2 separate regions of the Homo sapiens genome follow, and region 1 is linked to region 2. The links are chromatin loops, found by intact Hi-C in ENCODE. Cell type or tissue: heart right ventricle. All regions are shown on one strand.

The links. A loop is a pair of places that touch in the nucleus more often than their neighbours do. Peaks named below come from ENCODE experiments on the same cell type or tissue, not always from the same donor. Only the 100,000 strongest peaks of a DNase experiment are listed, where the experiment ranks them.
Region 1: a loop joins it to region 2, with 2.3 times the contacts of the local background. A loop is called at or near these places in 29 of 110 quality-filtered maps.

The regions. Positions count from the first base shown.
Region 1 is chr6:159,936,740-159,944,739 of GRCh38, forward strand. No RefSeq gene overlaps it. Among named protein-coding and RNA genes, the nearest start is that of IGF2R, 28 kb to the right of the region's middle. RefSeq lists an enhancer at 5,029-5,148. In heart right ventricle, CTCF peaks have their summits at 5,162 (motif pointing left) and 5,365; a DNase peak (open chromatin) is centred at 3,002; H3K27ac peaks cover 645 bases.
Region 2 is chr6:159,687,654-159,695,653 of GRCh38, forward strand. SOD2 (superoxide dismutase 2) reads right to left here and starts at 5,588. Exons shown (of 5, transcript NM_000636.4): 1 at 5,492-5,588; 2 at 5,008-5,210; 3 at 473-589. The coding sequence starts at 5,514. RefSeq lists an enhancer at 4,831-4,900 and silencers at 5,271-5,450, 5,651-5,940, 6,621-6,790. In heart right ventricle, a CTCF peak has its summit at 3,765; DNase peaks (open chromatin) are centred at 5,128, 5,898 and 6,798; H3K4me3 peaks cover 4,287 bases; H3K27ac peaks cover 5,133 bases.

The DNA.
Region 1 (8,000 bases), 250 kb after region 2:
CTCCATTTGTGTTATGCCAGAGCAGCGGTGATAGATGATGAGAGCCGGAAGTCCTCTTCTTTAACTTCCCATGCTTCCATACCTTCCATCAGCACTGAGATTTTTAGATTCTCCTGTGAAAAGACTTTCAAGATCTGCTTTTCTTATCTCTGATTAAACCAGAAAGAAAATGACTTGACCAGGGTTGAGGAGAAGGAGGAACAAAGGGAAGGGTGTTTGAACCAGGAAGGGTTGGGGGAGAAACAAAAACACGTTTGCTCCTGCTGCATGGAGCCATCTATGGCTGTTTCACAGCTTGAAGAAATGCACACCCAACAAATAGGAGTCTGTGGAAGACTGAAGATTTATGGTCATTTTTCAGTTGGGAAGATAATAAAAAAAGAGAGCCGTTACTTTTTATAATGGCTAGGCTGTTTTTCATTAGTTTTAATAAACCTTTCCTTTCCCTAACTTTTCTTCTAAACAGTTACTTGGACCTTTAACAAAAAACAACTTTTTATTTTAGAATAGTTTTAGATTTACAGGCAAATCACACAGATCATACAGAAGGTTCCACGTTCCCTGCTCCCCTAACTTTCTGTCCAGCCCTGCCCATTGCCCAGTGCCAGGCTCATGCAGGTCATCAATACCATGCTCCTAGGGAGACAGAGCTAGAGACAGCCTCTTTTCCTACTTCCTTCTTAGCATGTAACTGTCTCACAATTTCTGAAGATCGAGAGTGATGTTGGAAGAGGGAAATGAGGGACGGGAAGGAGGTACAATAAATTCTTTAATATTCCCAAATGTGATTTTAATGTCTAATTTCAGCCCCCGTGTCTGGAAATCTTTACAGAAACTGCTAGCAAGTGTCCAGAACGAGGGACACCCCGTAGTCCTTGTTCCTACAGGAGAGGGCACTCCTCCTTGCCAGTGGGAGTGGCTACATGAGGCCTTTGGTTTGCTGTCAGCTTGGCTCTGAGGCTGGTTTGGGGAGCCAATGATGGATGAATTTTCTGCAGAGCTTCCCATCATCCACAAAGGCCCAGAAAATTCTCTGTTGCAACTTGTTGGCAGCAGTGCTAAGACCCTTTGAGCAAAAGACAGGTCATGCTCACCTTTAAGAAGAGGTTGTAGGCTTTCCCCCTTGACTTGGAAGGAAAAAGGAATTCCAAATCTCCAGGATAAGATGGACCTCAGAGCCATTTTTAAACTTCTCATGCTCAAATTCCTCTACTGCAGTCAAAACAGCATGCCATTGGCATAAAGATAGACAAATAGATTAATGGAACAGAGTAGAGAGTCCAGAAATATACTCACACATATATGGACAACTGATTTTTGACAAAAGATGCTGGAACAGGTGCAAAAAAAAAAAAAAAAAAAGGAGAAGAAGAAGAAACTTAGCTCCTTGAATCCATAATTTAAAGTGTGTTCAAAAACTAACAAATGTTGGGTGCGGTGGTTCATACCTATAATCCCAGCACTTTGAGAGGTCGAAGCAGGTGGATCACTTGGGCCCAGGAGTTTGAGACCAGCCTAGGCAATAAGGGGAGACCCCATCTCTACTAAAAGAAATACACAAAATTAGCCAGGTGGGGTGACGTGCACCTGTAGTCCCAGCTACTCGAGAGGCTGAGGTGAGAGAATCACCTGAGCTCAGGAAGTTGAGGCTGCAGTGAGCTGAGATCATGTCACTGCACTCCAGCCTGAGCAATGGGAGTGAGACCCTAAAAAAACAAAAACCAAAAGCTAACAAATGAGATTATAGACTTAAATGTAAAATCCAAAACTATAGCATTTCTACAAATTATAGGAGAAAACCTTTGTTACCTTGGGTTAGGCAAAGAAAGATTTCTTACATACGGTGTCAAAAGCACCATCCGTAAAGTAACAAAGTGATGAACTGTACTTTATGAAAATTAAAAACTTGGCCATTGAAAAGGCTCTGTTAAGACAACGAAAAGATAAGCAATAAATGGGCAGAAAATATTCGCCAAGCATGTATGTGAAAAGGACTTTATCTAAAATATATAAAGAACTCTCAGAACTCAACAATGAAGAAACAAACAAGCCCATTTAAAAATGGGTAAAAACTTTGAACAGACGCTTCACAAAGAAGATATATGGGTGGCAAATAAGCACATGAAAAGCTGTTCTACATCATTAGACATTATCAGTAAAACCACAGTGAGATACCACTACATACCCATTAAGATGGCTGAAATTTAAAAGTCTGATGATACCAAGTGTTGGCAAAGATGTAGAAAAACTGGAAGTCTCAGACACTACTGATGGGAATATAAAATGGTACAACCATCTTTGCAAGTAGTAGACCCACCATGTATTCCATGCATTCCATCCATTCCACTCCTAGATACTTACCCCCCAAAAACTGATAAATGTCCAACGATAGGTGAATGGATACACTGGTATACCCATACAGTGGGATATTATTCAGCAATAAAACTGAGTGAACTATTGATACACAGGAGACAAATGTCAAAATTATGCTGAGCAAAAGAATCCACATAAAAAGGAGTACATACTATATGGTTCCATTTATATTAAATTAGAAAATTCCCTCTAATCTATGGAGACAGAAGACAGATCAGTGGTTGCTTTCGGGGGGCAGAAAGGTATACAAAGGAGGGACAAAGGACAGTTTTGTGGGGGATGGATGCGTTCACTATCTTGATGGTGCTGATGGTTTTACGGGTGTATGCATATGTCAAAACTTACCAAGCTGTTCAGTTTAAATGGACAATTTATTGTATATCAATAAGCAAGTCATTGCATGTTAATGATACCCCAATAAAGCTTTTTAAATTAAAAAAAAAAATCCCTTACTGAACCACTGCCAAGAGCTTTTCAGCAAAGCTCCCTTTATCAAAATCAGAGATAAGGCGGTGCCAAAACTGCAAATAAAATGGAGTCATTTGTACTGAATAAGAGGAAGTTTTCCAGTCACATGAGTTTTCTCCAGAGGGATTCAGTCAGTGGGACTGGGCCAGGGTGAACAGCAGGGCTGGCAGGTCAGCAAGTCCAAGAGGCTTCACTCCATCTTCAAGTTGAGTGTTCTCATCGCTAAGATGGCAGCCTTGGATAAGATGACCTTTAATACCCAAGACTTCATGGCAGTGGAAACACTGAGCATTTTCTATTGGTCTGGGTTGGGTTTCGTTCTCCACCAGGCACCGGCACTAGTGCTGGCCTTTGCGGCCCTCAACTCCTTGGCATGTGTGTCCTCAGGGTCAACATTAGCCCCTTGCGCCTGTGGGGAGGATTCATGGAGTGGTGTCAAAGAGTGCCTGGCTTGTTTTCTTCCTTTTCCTTATTCTAGTGGGAATGAAGTTCAGTCCAAGTCAGACATGCCAGAAATTGATTTTTTCTTTACTTTTCTGGTACTGAATTTAATTTCTACTTTGAGCCATCGACCCACTGTTGAGTAGAAATCAATTAATTTGGTTGGTGCCCTTCCTAAGAGTAAGTTCTAAGTTGAGGAAAGTTTATGTGGAGGCCTCTGGGCATGACGCTTGCTGGGGTCTTGTCCTCATCAGGGGCTACTCAGCAGTCGGTGCCCTCCACCTTCCTCTAGCTGAGCACCCACGGCTCATGATTCGATCTTCCCAGTGCAGCCTAAAGCCTCTTCAGGTTCAGCTCTCCTTGGTGTCTTCCACGCTCAGAAGTCTGAGGCATGTGACACAGTGGCTCATGCCTGTAATCCCAGCACTCTGGGAGACTGAGGCGGGTGGGTTGCTTAGGGCCAGGAGTTTGAGACCAGCCTAGGAAATACAGGGAGACCCCATCTCTACAAAAAATAAAAATAAGAAGTTAAAGGCATGGGCTTCAGAGACTGTTTGGATGGGAGGAAGGTCCCACATTTCCCAGCAAAGGCAGGAACTTTGTTTTTGCATCTGAAAACAACAGTGGGCATTAATTAAAAATAGTTTGACTCAGATCGGGCATGGTGGCTCACACCTGTAATCCCAGCACTTCGGGAGGCTGAGGTGGGAGGATTATCTGAGGTCAGGAGTTCAAGACCAGCTTGGCCAACATGGCGAAAACCCATCTCTACTAAAAATACAAAAATTAGCTGGGTTTGGTGGTATGCGCCTGTAATCCCAGCTCCTCAGGAGGCTGAGGCAGGAGAATCACTTGAACCCGGGAGGTGGAGATTGCAGTGAGCCAAGATCGTGCCACTGTACACCAGCCTGGGCGACAGAGCAAGACTCAGTCTCAAAAAATAAATAAATAAATAAATAAAAATAAAAATAGTTTGTCTCATAGGGTTGTTGTGAAAATTAAAGCAGTCAGTACTTAGAGCAATGCCTGGAATACTGTGAGTCTTCTGTAAATGACGTTTATTTTGTCACACTGGAGTCAGGGGAGCTTGTCTGCCCTTCTTCCTGGGCTCCTGGTTCCTTCAGGCTCTACCCAGGAAAGGTGGCTCTTGGGCTTCTGATCTTTTCTCTTCAAAATGATCCGGGGATTCTAGGGATGGAGAGGGCAGGGCTTCCATCTTTAGAGAGGTCTAGCTCCAGAAATCTTCATCCAGACTTGGGGAGAAAGTGCAAGAGAAGAAAGCCTTGCTACTCCTTGTCGTGCATTCTCCGAAAAAAATACATTCAAAAATATCTCCACCAGTCTTTCAAAATGCAAGGCCAATTACTACCCCTTTTCTGTCTGCGTTCTACCATCCTTTGAATGAGCCACAGGTGGGGGTGCCCTGGGTGACTGCATGTGGGTGGCTCAAGGACACAGGGAAATGGAGGGGGAAGCCCTGACTAACAGGTCCAAATGTTAACTTCCATCTGGTTCTCTGTGGGCTAAGAGGAGGCACCTAGTGCTAAGAAGCTGCCAGCAGAAGATGCCCTGGCAGCCTGACCACCCACAAGTCCTGACACTCGGATGGCCGCAGTCCACTCCTCCTGCAGGAGACAGGACCTACTGTGTTAGAGTCTCTGGTGGCAGGTGCTCGGGAGATGGGCATCACCTGTCGTGTAACACCCTTTGCAAAGACCGGGAGACATGGTGAGGATGGCCTGAAAGTCAAGTCAACTTCTATTCCATTTTCTCCTGGGGACGTGCAATGTGCTCTAAGGGCAGCCTAGTGGGTAGGCTACCAATGTTTTGGAAGATAATTCAAACTGAAAACGTTATATTGAAGCACGATGTCATTCTGCCATCTTGTGGCAGTATCATTCTCTGGATTCTGTGGTGATTGTGGTCTGTGGCTGTTAGAGATGTGGACTTACCCTGATGAGGACAAGTGCTTAGCCCTGCATGATGTCTTACTAACTACCATTAGGCTTTCTATGAAGAATGGATTATTTAAATAGGAAATCTATCATTAAGATGAATCTTTGAGGTGTATGAAACTTCAAATATTCATTTAGCAAATATTTATCTTCCTATATGCATGGAGCAATCCTAGGCTCTGGTGAAAAATGTGTAATTATAGTCTCCGTCTTCAATGAGCTTCAATGAGCTAGAGAATAAGGACAGTTTTCACACATACCTGTAATACAAGGCAAAAAGAAATAAATGTGTGTTATATGAGGAGCTCTGGATAAATGGAAAGAAGTTAACAGCACTGGACACTGGGAAGGGTGATGAAGAAAGTGGTGTTTGAGTCCAGGGAGTCACTGAATATCTTTGAGTAAAGGAGGGACATAAGAAAATCTGTGTGGCAGGAAGGTCACTGGGCTACTAGCTACTAGAGCAGTGATCCGCAAACTTTTTGATCAAGCACCTCTAACAAACCAACCAACCAAACCAACTAAGTGAGCATGCAACCAAACCAAAGCATTTTACTTAAGAATATAAACATTTATGGATCTAGCATGTACAAATTAAGATGTATATTAAAATAAAGAGATTAAAGTGATTTAAAAAAATAGTAGCCCAAGTATTTTCTTCTTGCATCCTATTGGATGTCCGGGTCCCCTGACTTTGAAGATTGCTGTTGTAGACCAGTTTGGGCAGGAAAATAGGGAAAAGAGAATCAGAAAGACCCTCGCAGGCCATGATGATAGTGATAGCGCAGACGAGAGATCACCTGGACCCAGGTAAGGTGGAGATGCAGGCAATGTAAGGTAATGGACAGACACTCAGAGACAGAAGTAGAGAATTGCCAGGAGCTTAGGGAGAGGGAACTGTTCAAGGTCATTCTGGGTTTGAGGTTTTGTTTTGTTTTAAAGTCTTACGCTATTGGAAAGATGAGGATTCATTTTAGAGAGAGTACAGGGGTAAAAGGCAGGTTTGTGAAGAAGATGGTGAGTTTGTTTTGTATAAGGTGAGGTTTTTGCACCAGTGAAATCTGTTTGTCTGTCCCCAGAAATCTGGAGATTTAGGACTGGACTCAGAAAAGGAGTCCCGAATGGAGCAGTGTCATCTGATTCAGATGTGATGTCAAACTTCAGGAATGTGTGAGGACACCCAGGGCAAGAGTACAGAGTGAGAAGAAAACAGAGCCAAGGACGAACCCACAAGGACACTGGCATCTAAGCGTGTTGTAGCTCAGGGTTCCTTGAGAAGTAGACTATGAGATAGAAACTTATGAGCAGGAAGTGTATTGGGGAGTGTTCCAGAATCAACAACCGTAAGGAGGGAGGATTGCTGGATTGGGTGGAGAAAGAAGTGGAAGTCTGATGTGGTTTCAACAGAGGCCTCAGCTGATCTCGTGAGGAGCTCTGAAATGAGGAGGGCCCTTCGAGGGATGGCTGTGGTGCGCTGAACTGGGTCCCCTGGTTCCCACCAGCTGGATTCCTGAGTCAGCTGTGTGGATCTCCTCCCAACTCCTCATTCAGTGATGTCAGGTTGATCTTGACATTGGCACAGTGGGAATATTTACACCATGAAAATTGCCCAATATTACAAACCAGGGCTTCCCCCATCCACCAGGAACAACTTGTTAAATATGTACCAGTATACACATTTATGTCCCTAATGAAGAGGGGAACTAAGTCTCTGCATCTTTTCATAAACTGATCATTGGATGCAGGCTGCCCCTGAGGAGAAGATGTTACTTTGGATGGGGTAGCCGCTTTCAGCTGAGGACTGTACCTAGAGAAGAACATAGCTGTGAAGCATAAAACATTTCCTAAATCTGGAGAAATTAGTGTCTTTGAATGTGAAGGGTGAATATGAACAACATACCACAGCATCCACTACAGCCTACCTTTTGCCCAACTGCTTCATATAGTGATTTAATCTCATCTAGAAACAGCTACTTCAGGATCTTAGTTACTCTCTTTTCCTGGGTAAATTTATGACAGTAATATTGGTTGCTATGGTTTGAATGTCCTTCTCCAAACTCATGTTAAAATTTAATTGCCGTTATGACAGTATTAAGAGGTGGGACCTTTAAGGAGCTATTAGGTCATGAGGGCTCTGCCCTCATAAATGGATCAATGCTGTTATTGCAGAAGTGGTTTTGCTATTGCAGGCATTCAGCCCTCTTCCTCTTTTTCTTTACACTCACTCACCCTCCCACTTTCTGCCATGGGGTGACACAGAAGGCCCTCACCAAATGTGGGCCACTTGACCTTGGACTTCCCAGCTTCCAGAACTGTGAGAAATAAATCTCTGCTCCTTATAAATTACCTAGTCTGTGGTATTCCATTATACCAGCAGAAAACAAAACAAAAAGAAAATTGGTACCAGGAGTGGGGTTGTTGCTGTAACAAATATCTGAAAAGTGGAAGTGGCTTTGGAACTGGATAATGGGTAGAGGCTGGAAGAATTGGGAGGAGAAGGCTAGAAAAAGCCTACAATGCCATTAATGGCAAATCTGGTGAGGGCGCAGAAGAAGACCCCAGAACTACAGACAGCCTAAATCTTAGAGATTACTTAAGTGATTGTGATCAGAATGTTGGTATAAACAAGGATAGTAAAGGCCATTCTGATATCTCAGATGGTATTGGGAACTGGAGTAAAGGCCATCCCTGTTATATGGTTGCAAAGAACTTTGCAGGATTATGTTCTTGTCCTAGGACTTTATGGAATACAGAATGTAAGAG
Region 2 (8,000 bases):
TACAACTTTTATCATACTCGTTGTTATGAAAAATATGCCACTATGATACCTCTGGTAAGAATAAGGTAACTTAGGCCAGGCACGGTGGCTCATGCCTGTAATCCCAGCACTTTGGGAGGCCAAGGTGGGCAGATCATGAGGTCAGGAGTTCAAGACCAGCCTGGCCAACATGGTGAATGAAACCTCATCTCTACTAAAAATGCAAAAATTAGCCAGGCGTGGTGGCGGGCGCCTGTAATCCCAGCTACTTGGGAGGCTGAGGCAGGAGAATCACTTGAACCCAGGAAGCGGAGGTTGCAGTGAGCCAAGACTGCGCCACTGTACTCCAGCCTGGGCAACAAGAGCAAAACTCTTGTCTCAAAAAAACAACAACAAAAAAAACAAAAAACAAGTATAAGGTAACTTCAGTAAATCAACAATCGATTCCTACTGTGCACAAAATGTAGATAAGGGTGCACCAATATATACCAACCTTTGGGTTCTCCACCACCGTTAGGGCTGAGGTTTGTCCAGAAAATGCTATGATTGATATGACCACCACCATTGAACTTCAGTGCAGGCTGAAGAGCTATCTGGGCTGTAACATCTCCTGAAAAGTTAAAATGCAAACACATTTTTTTGTAACTCCTACTTTTTCAACCACTGTATACATTATATTTTTTTCTTTGTAAGCTATTAGATAATGGGACCAGCTTATCTATAACATCCGTTTGTCCTAAAATTCAGCACCCCCCCGCCCCAAAATTATTTGTCCCAGACATGCTGAACAACTGATGAAGGACCTAGCAGAGGTGGAAAAGCTAGAAAATTCACTCCTGGCTGCTAGGCTCAGGGATCTCTTAGATAGAAGAGATTTTAGGAAATGAAACACCAAAGAGGACAATCAAAATAATAGAATGCTAAAATGTATGGCTCAACATACAGACTGTACAGAAAACCTTCAACTCTCACTTTCAAGACAGACGACGATTCATTGGGAAATATCTCCAAGTCACATTAACAAGAAACTCAACATACTCAAAATTGAACTCCTGATGTTCTACCCCAAACTTACTCCTCCTATTGTCCTCCACGTCTCAGTAAATGCCAGCTCTGTCCCTCAGGACATCCTTGGGAACCTGATGTCATTTTTGACTCCTCTCCCTTCACCCCACATCCAATCCACCAGCATATCCATTAGCAAAGCCAGCTCTACCTTTAAAATACATCCAATCTATATAAAAGCACACAGAGAAAAATAAAAGAAAAAAATAAAACACAAGCAGAACCTAATCCCTTCTCCCTAACTCTACTGCCACCTCATTGGGACAGAGGACCAGTATTTCTCACTGCACTGGTGCCACTATCCCCTCAGTTTTGGGGGGTGGGGGTGGGCCTTGCCCCCTCCAAAGGCTCCCCTTCTCACTGGAGCGAACCCTAGGTGTTTACACTCAGCTACTCTTACTACCAAGAGGCGCTGCACTTGACCCCGTCATTGAGCACGTGCTCACGCAGCTGCAGCCTCACTGGCCTTTTTGCACTCACATGACCAACTTGGATGTTCCCCTCAAGGCTAGCTGAGCACTGCTGCCTCTGCTGAACACTCTTCCCCAAGACAGTCTCATGCTGCGTTCCTGTTCCTCCTTCAAGTCTCCACTGAAACATCAACCCCATCAGTGAAGCCTTCTCTAGCCACCATACATGAATTAGCAACTCCCTGCCACCCCTCCCAGACCCTTTACTCCTTCTCAATAGGCCCTGTAACTCCTGGCATACTGCATGGGTACCTTGCCAAATAAGTAGGCAAAATAAAATAGTCTTTTCTATGCCTTCAAGAAGCTACAGACTAAATGAACTATTAATATTAGAAAAAAATGGAAATCCTCTTGTTTAATAAATATTTTGTGCATATTATCCACAAGATACCAAGAGAAGCAAAGTAAAGGACACAGAGACCCACTGAGAGCTTTGCTCTCAAGGAGCTTACATTTTGGAAAAAGTTCTCAACTGCTGTTCTGAAAGTGTACGTTAAGAACATATGTCTGGGCCGGGTGCGGTGGCTCACGCCTGTAATCTCAGCACTTTGGGAAGCCGAGGCGGGCAGCTCTCTTCAGGTCAGGATTTCAAGACCGGCCTGGCCAACATGGTGAAACCCTGTCTTCACTAAAAATACAGAAATTAGCCAGGTATGGTGGCGCGTGCCTATAATCCCAGCTACTCAGGAGCATGAGGCAGGAGAATGGCTTGAACCCAGGAGGCAGAGGTTGCAGTGAACCAAGAACACGCCACTGCACTCCAGCCTGGGCGACAGGGCAATACTCCGTCACAGAAAAAAAAAAAGAAAGAGAAAGAAAAAAACATACATACAAGGCCAGGTGAGGTGGCTCACGCCTGTAATCCCAGCACTTTGGGAGGCTGAGATGGGCGGATCACTTGAGGTCAGGAGTTCCAGACCAGCCTGGACGACATGGAAAAACCCTGTCTCTACTAAAAAACCCACAAAAAGTAGCCAGGCGTGGTGGCGTACGCCTGTAATCCCAGCTACTCAGGAGGCTGAGGCAGGAGAATTGCTTGAACCCAGGAGACGGAGGTTGTAGTGAGCCGAGATCACATCACTGCACTCCAACCTGCGGGACAGACTGAGATTCCGTCAAAAAAAAAAAAAAAAAAAAAAGTATGTCTGACTAGGCACGGTGGCTCACACCTGTAATCCCAGCACTCTGGAAGGCCGAGGTGCGTGGATAGGGGAGCCCAGGAATTCAAGAGCAGCCTGGGCAACATAGTGTGACCCCGTCTGTTTTTTTTAGACAGAATTAAAAAAAAAATTTTTAAAAGGAACATACGTAGACAATGCTGCTTTCTGAAACAAGCTCCAGTTGTTTAGCGATTCAGAAAGGAGAGAACCAACTGATATCTGAATACACAGCTAATCTCAAAGGGTTTTTTAAAGACACCAACTTTTTTTTTCCTTTGTTAGGTTTACAAACAGTTTTTTATAGATCTGTGTTTCCCTTATTAAATTTTCTTGAGAGTCACTCTAAAAATAGATGTAACTTTTCTATTGTTTTTTAATAAATCAATAGTAACTGAATTTTTAAAATGGGAAAGATACATGCTTAATGAGAGATAATTTAATAATCTTAACATCTTACAGTTTGCTTACTCATTTTAAAATTAATAAAAATTGAGGGCTTAATATCTGCTTTTAAGAACACTTTTCTGAAATTCAACATTTTATTTGGTTTCAGTTTAGTTTTTGCCTCAAATAATAATAAAAGTCAAATGCTTTTTGTTGAAAAATATTCATATTAGTCAGTTAAATGTGATGAGATTATGACATTGTTTTATCTTTTTTCCCCAAGTTTTCAAACATGAAAATCTTTTTAATAATTTTTAAAATATGTTTAAGTAAAAGAAAGCTCTGCAGGTACTCAATCACTTATAAACAATATAGTACAATACAATAAAAAGCTTTTTTCCAGTGGGTTGTATTACATAAGTAAGGCTCTGATTCCACAAGTAAAGGACTGAAATTAAGTTGTTTTTAAAATACTGAAGAGAAAGGTTCCTGGTGTCAGATGTTGCCTTACAGGAAGTACTTTCACAACTGGGGTATTCCCCAGTCTCTCCCCATTACATGTTTCCCAAATTTGTTATTTCCTAAATCACGGGGCCTTTTCCCGTAATTCAAGGTTCGTCTGTCTCAAGTAAATCTTCCAGAATGTGGTAACTTCCTCCTCTTTTAATCATTTACTTCAAACACAATCAGGCTGAAATACTGCATTTTTCCACTAGATGCCTCCAGTCAACAAGATGTGACTGTCTAAAAATTACTCAACAAATTTCATAACCCCGAAATTCAAAACATTTAAGGAAAAGTAAACATTTTTTACTACGTAGCTTACCAAGCAATACAGAGAGTCTAAAAAACATGACTATCGATTATCTTCCTTGTGCAAACCACTAACGAATAAATTAAAAAGACAATACTATTTTGTAAAAAACGTTAAAACATAACATTCCCATACACACCCCCAAAAGGCACAGACTCAAAAAGTCCACATACCCCTGGTTTTATCAACCGAGCTCTTGAGAAAAAAAAAAAAAGTTAACAACATATATTTTAATTGCATTACAAATATGAGTAAATAGTAAATAAAAACAAGCCTGTTTCAGTTTCCCACTAAAGGGCTATTTTCCTTGTGAACTTTGACCCCTAAGGGAAATCAAGAAAAGTATCAAGTCTAAAGATCCTGAACTGTTCCACAGTTAGGTTACTGCTTTTTTGGTAACGCACACCACAACGGTGTGCCTCCTCCTCTCCCACCTGAAGTCAAGTGGGCTCAGTGAAGTTTCACCTGCAGGGTAGCTGGGGATGCAGGGAGTCTCCAAGTCCTAGGCTGGAGTCCCGACCCCGTTTGCTCTCAGGAAGATGACAAGGACCATGGTTCCTAGCACGGAGTAGTGTCCTCCTGTCTCCCACCTTCAGTGTGACCTGGCAGTAAGACACCACTCCCACTTCTATCAGGAGGTGACCCTGACACTCAGAGACACCTGCGGACCCGATGATGTCTGGCCACCAGTGGACAGGCGCTCTCAGCCCTCCTGCAAACGGCTGGCACACCTACCTGAGAGACCAAACATTTCCCCAAAGCACATTATACAACAAGAACAATTTCAATTTGCAAAAAAAACGAGTGACACAGTAGAGCTTTCTTTTCAGGCCCTACAATTCACCAGTGCTGGCAATATGTGTAACGGAATGTGGCTCACAACAGTAAGGCAAGCTCCTTCGCAGGACCCCAAGTTCCCTGAGATGACAGAAGTGTGTTCAAACCCATCGAGGCACTCCTTCTACAATGAGGTAGACCATGTGTTTAAAAGAGAGACTATCGTGCCTGGAAAACTCGGAACCGGTACAAATACGAAGCGAGTTCTCCTCCACGGAGAGGCCCGTCCGTATGGGGCCTGGCTCCCTGGGGTCGCCTCTGCCGGGGACTGCCTCCCGCCGCTCAGCCTGGAACCTACCCTTGGCCAACGCCTCCTGGTACTTCTCCTCGGTGACGTTCAGGTTGTTCACGTAGGCCGCGTGGTGCTTGCTGTGGTGCAGCTGCATGATCTGCGCGTTGATGTGAGGTTCCAGGGCGCCGTAGTCGTAGGGCAGGTCGGGGAGGCTGTGCTTCTGCCTGGAGCCCAGATACCCCAAAACCGGAGCCAGCTGCCTGCTGGTGCTGAAGACGAGAAAGCACAGCCCGGTCAGTCAGCGCCGCGGGACCGTCTACGCAGGCTGGGCTGCCGAGGAACGGCAGCGCGCGGCGTCCCCCGAGTCCCCGCGTCCCCTCCCTGCGGATCCCCGCTCCAGCCGCCGCGCCGGGCACTCCCGGGAGAACCGCCTGCAGGTGCCCCGGTCCCGCCAGGCCCGGTGCGGCCACTGTCGCCATTGCCGCGGAGGCCCTGCCCGCCGCGAGCCCCTTCGCCCTTGGGGCCGTGACCGGGTCCCCTTTCTTCTCACCCGCACACTGCCCGGCTCAACATGCTGCTAGTGCTGGTGCTACCGCTGATGCCGCCGATCTGCTGAAGCCGCTGCCGAAGCCACCACAGCCACGAGTGCCGCTCCTGCGCCGCCCGCGGGCCTTAAGAAAGCGCGGGGAGCAGGGCCGCGACCCCAGCTGCGCCGCAAGGGCACCGCCGCCCCGCCCCCCCCCCCCGCGGGCCCCGCCCCGCGCCCGCCGCGCCCAACCCCGGGGGTGCCCTGCGTGCCTGTCCCGCCCGCCCGCGCTTGCCGTACACCCCGCGCCCAGGGCACGGGAGAAAGGAGGCTGCAGGCTAGCCTCGGCCTCGGCAACCTCGCTGCCTGTCTGCCGTACTTGAGTGGCGCGCGGCCGAAGGGAGGCGGCCCCTGCCCCCGTGGAGTTGGTACGGCCCGAAGGCCCTGCCTCCGGCTCCGCCCCTGAGGGTGCCGGCGGGGATCTGGCTGCACTAGGCGGCTGCGGCGCCTGCCCCTGAGTTTTGGTTGCGCTGCCGGGGGGCCGCGGGGTCCAGAGGCCTCACTGCAAAAAGACATTCATACCCTCCCAGGGCCCCCGTGGCCGTTCCTAGGGAAGACGGGGCCTAGCTGCTGGTCAGCGCCGCCCAGCCGGCCTATGAGCTGAGGGTAGAGCCAGCGCCCTTCCAACCCGTATTCAGTACTCTTGCGCCGTACCCTTGCTTTGCAAGTAAGCCGACCTTGGGACCTATTCCAGGACAGGAGGCACACAGACTTTGTCCCCACCGGCTGCCTAAGAACAGTTCTTGGACACCCACGACGTGCCCGAGACTGCAGGCAGGATTTGCACACATTTATCTTTATTTTTACCCCTAGGGTTGGTATTATTGATTCTAGTAATAGTGAAATCCTTTGAGGTTAAGCAGCTTCTCCTGGGCACAGTTAACTGAGTCAGGACTAGTTCCCACCTTCCTCACTACTAAGCCCTGGCAGTCATGTTTTGTGTGTTTACAGTAACTCTGTGAACCAACTGTTCAGGATAACATAAAAGGACAACAGAGGATTCTTTCCTGCGCTGTCTTGTAGCCTAGTAAGCTGTTAAGTATCAAGTGCTCTCTCAACAGTTAAACAACAATCCTGAATGGTGTGAATCTTCCATGTGTAGAGGTTAGGAAATCTACACTGCCATTGGCGGGAGTTGCCCCTTTATTGAAAAGAATATGATGGAAGGTAGCAGGTGCTGAACCGTTTCCGTTGCTTCTTGCAACCCCCGTACAGCCCTCCGAAGGATGACTAGGCTTCCGGTAAGTGGAATGGGAAAACAGTCAGGCGAAGAGGAACCACCTGAACTTGGCTTCACAACAGGAAGGGCTGGGCTTGTTTACAGACGTCAGAAGAATGTAACTAGGGCTACGTGTTGGGGTGAAAAAGGAAATTCAGGCTGGGACCAGGTTATAGATACTCTTATTTTTTTAATTTATTATTTATTTATTTTTGAGACACAGCCTCGCTCTGTCGCTCAGGCTGGAGTACTGTGTCGCGATGTCGGCTCACTGGAACCTCTGCCTCCCGGGTTCAAGCGATTCTCCTGCCTCAGCCTCCCGAGTAGCTGGAATTACAGGCGTGCACCTCCACGCCCCACTATTTTTTTTTTTTTTGTATTTTTGGTAGAGACGGGGTTTCACTATGTTGGTCAGGATGGTCTCGAACGCCTGACCTCAAGTGATCTGCCCGCCTCGGCCTTCCAAAGTGCTGGGATTACAGGTAGGAGCCACGGCGCCCGGCCTATAGATACCCTTAAAACGCAGACAAGAGCAGGGGTTTGATGTGATTGTTAATTGGAAGCTGAGAAACATTTCTGCTGAGGTGAGACACACTGAAAGTGGTTTTTCAGGCAAGGTGGTCTGGCACTGACTTGGGGGGATGAAGGGAGTGCAGGCTAGTTAGGAAGCTGGTACATTCGTCTCAGCAGGAGGTACTGCAGGTCACTTTTAGGGCACTAGCTATGAGAACTGGAAGAAAAGGGCATTTTGAAGGATGAATCCACAGGATTCAGAGACAGATCAGTCATTGTAATGGAAAGACTTGATCTAGTGATAATGAAATATTCCTATTGGGAGGCTGAGCTCAGGCTACTTACTTGCACTTCTTGTTTGTATAGAGAGTGATACTTTGAGAGTTTAAAGCGACTCCTAGGACATGCCCTTTAGAACAAGCACCAAACGTTGGGGGCTGGTAGGACTGATAGCAGCAGTCAGGTAGAAGAATCTCCAACATCACACCTGTCATCAGCTACATCATTACAAAACACTACCATGACTGTGAGCACATCCAAGGTTGTGGGATATGGGAGGTAAAGAAAAGTTTACCTTGTCTACCACACCCAGTGAACAGGCTCCGTTTTCTTTTTCTTTTTGTCGCCCAGGCTGGAGTGCAGCGGCGTGATCACGGCTGATTGCAGCGACTTGCTGGGCTCATGTCATTCTTCCACCTCAGCCTCCCAAGAAGCTGGAACTACAGGTGCATACCACCATGC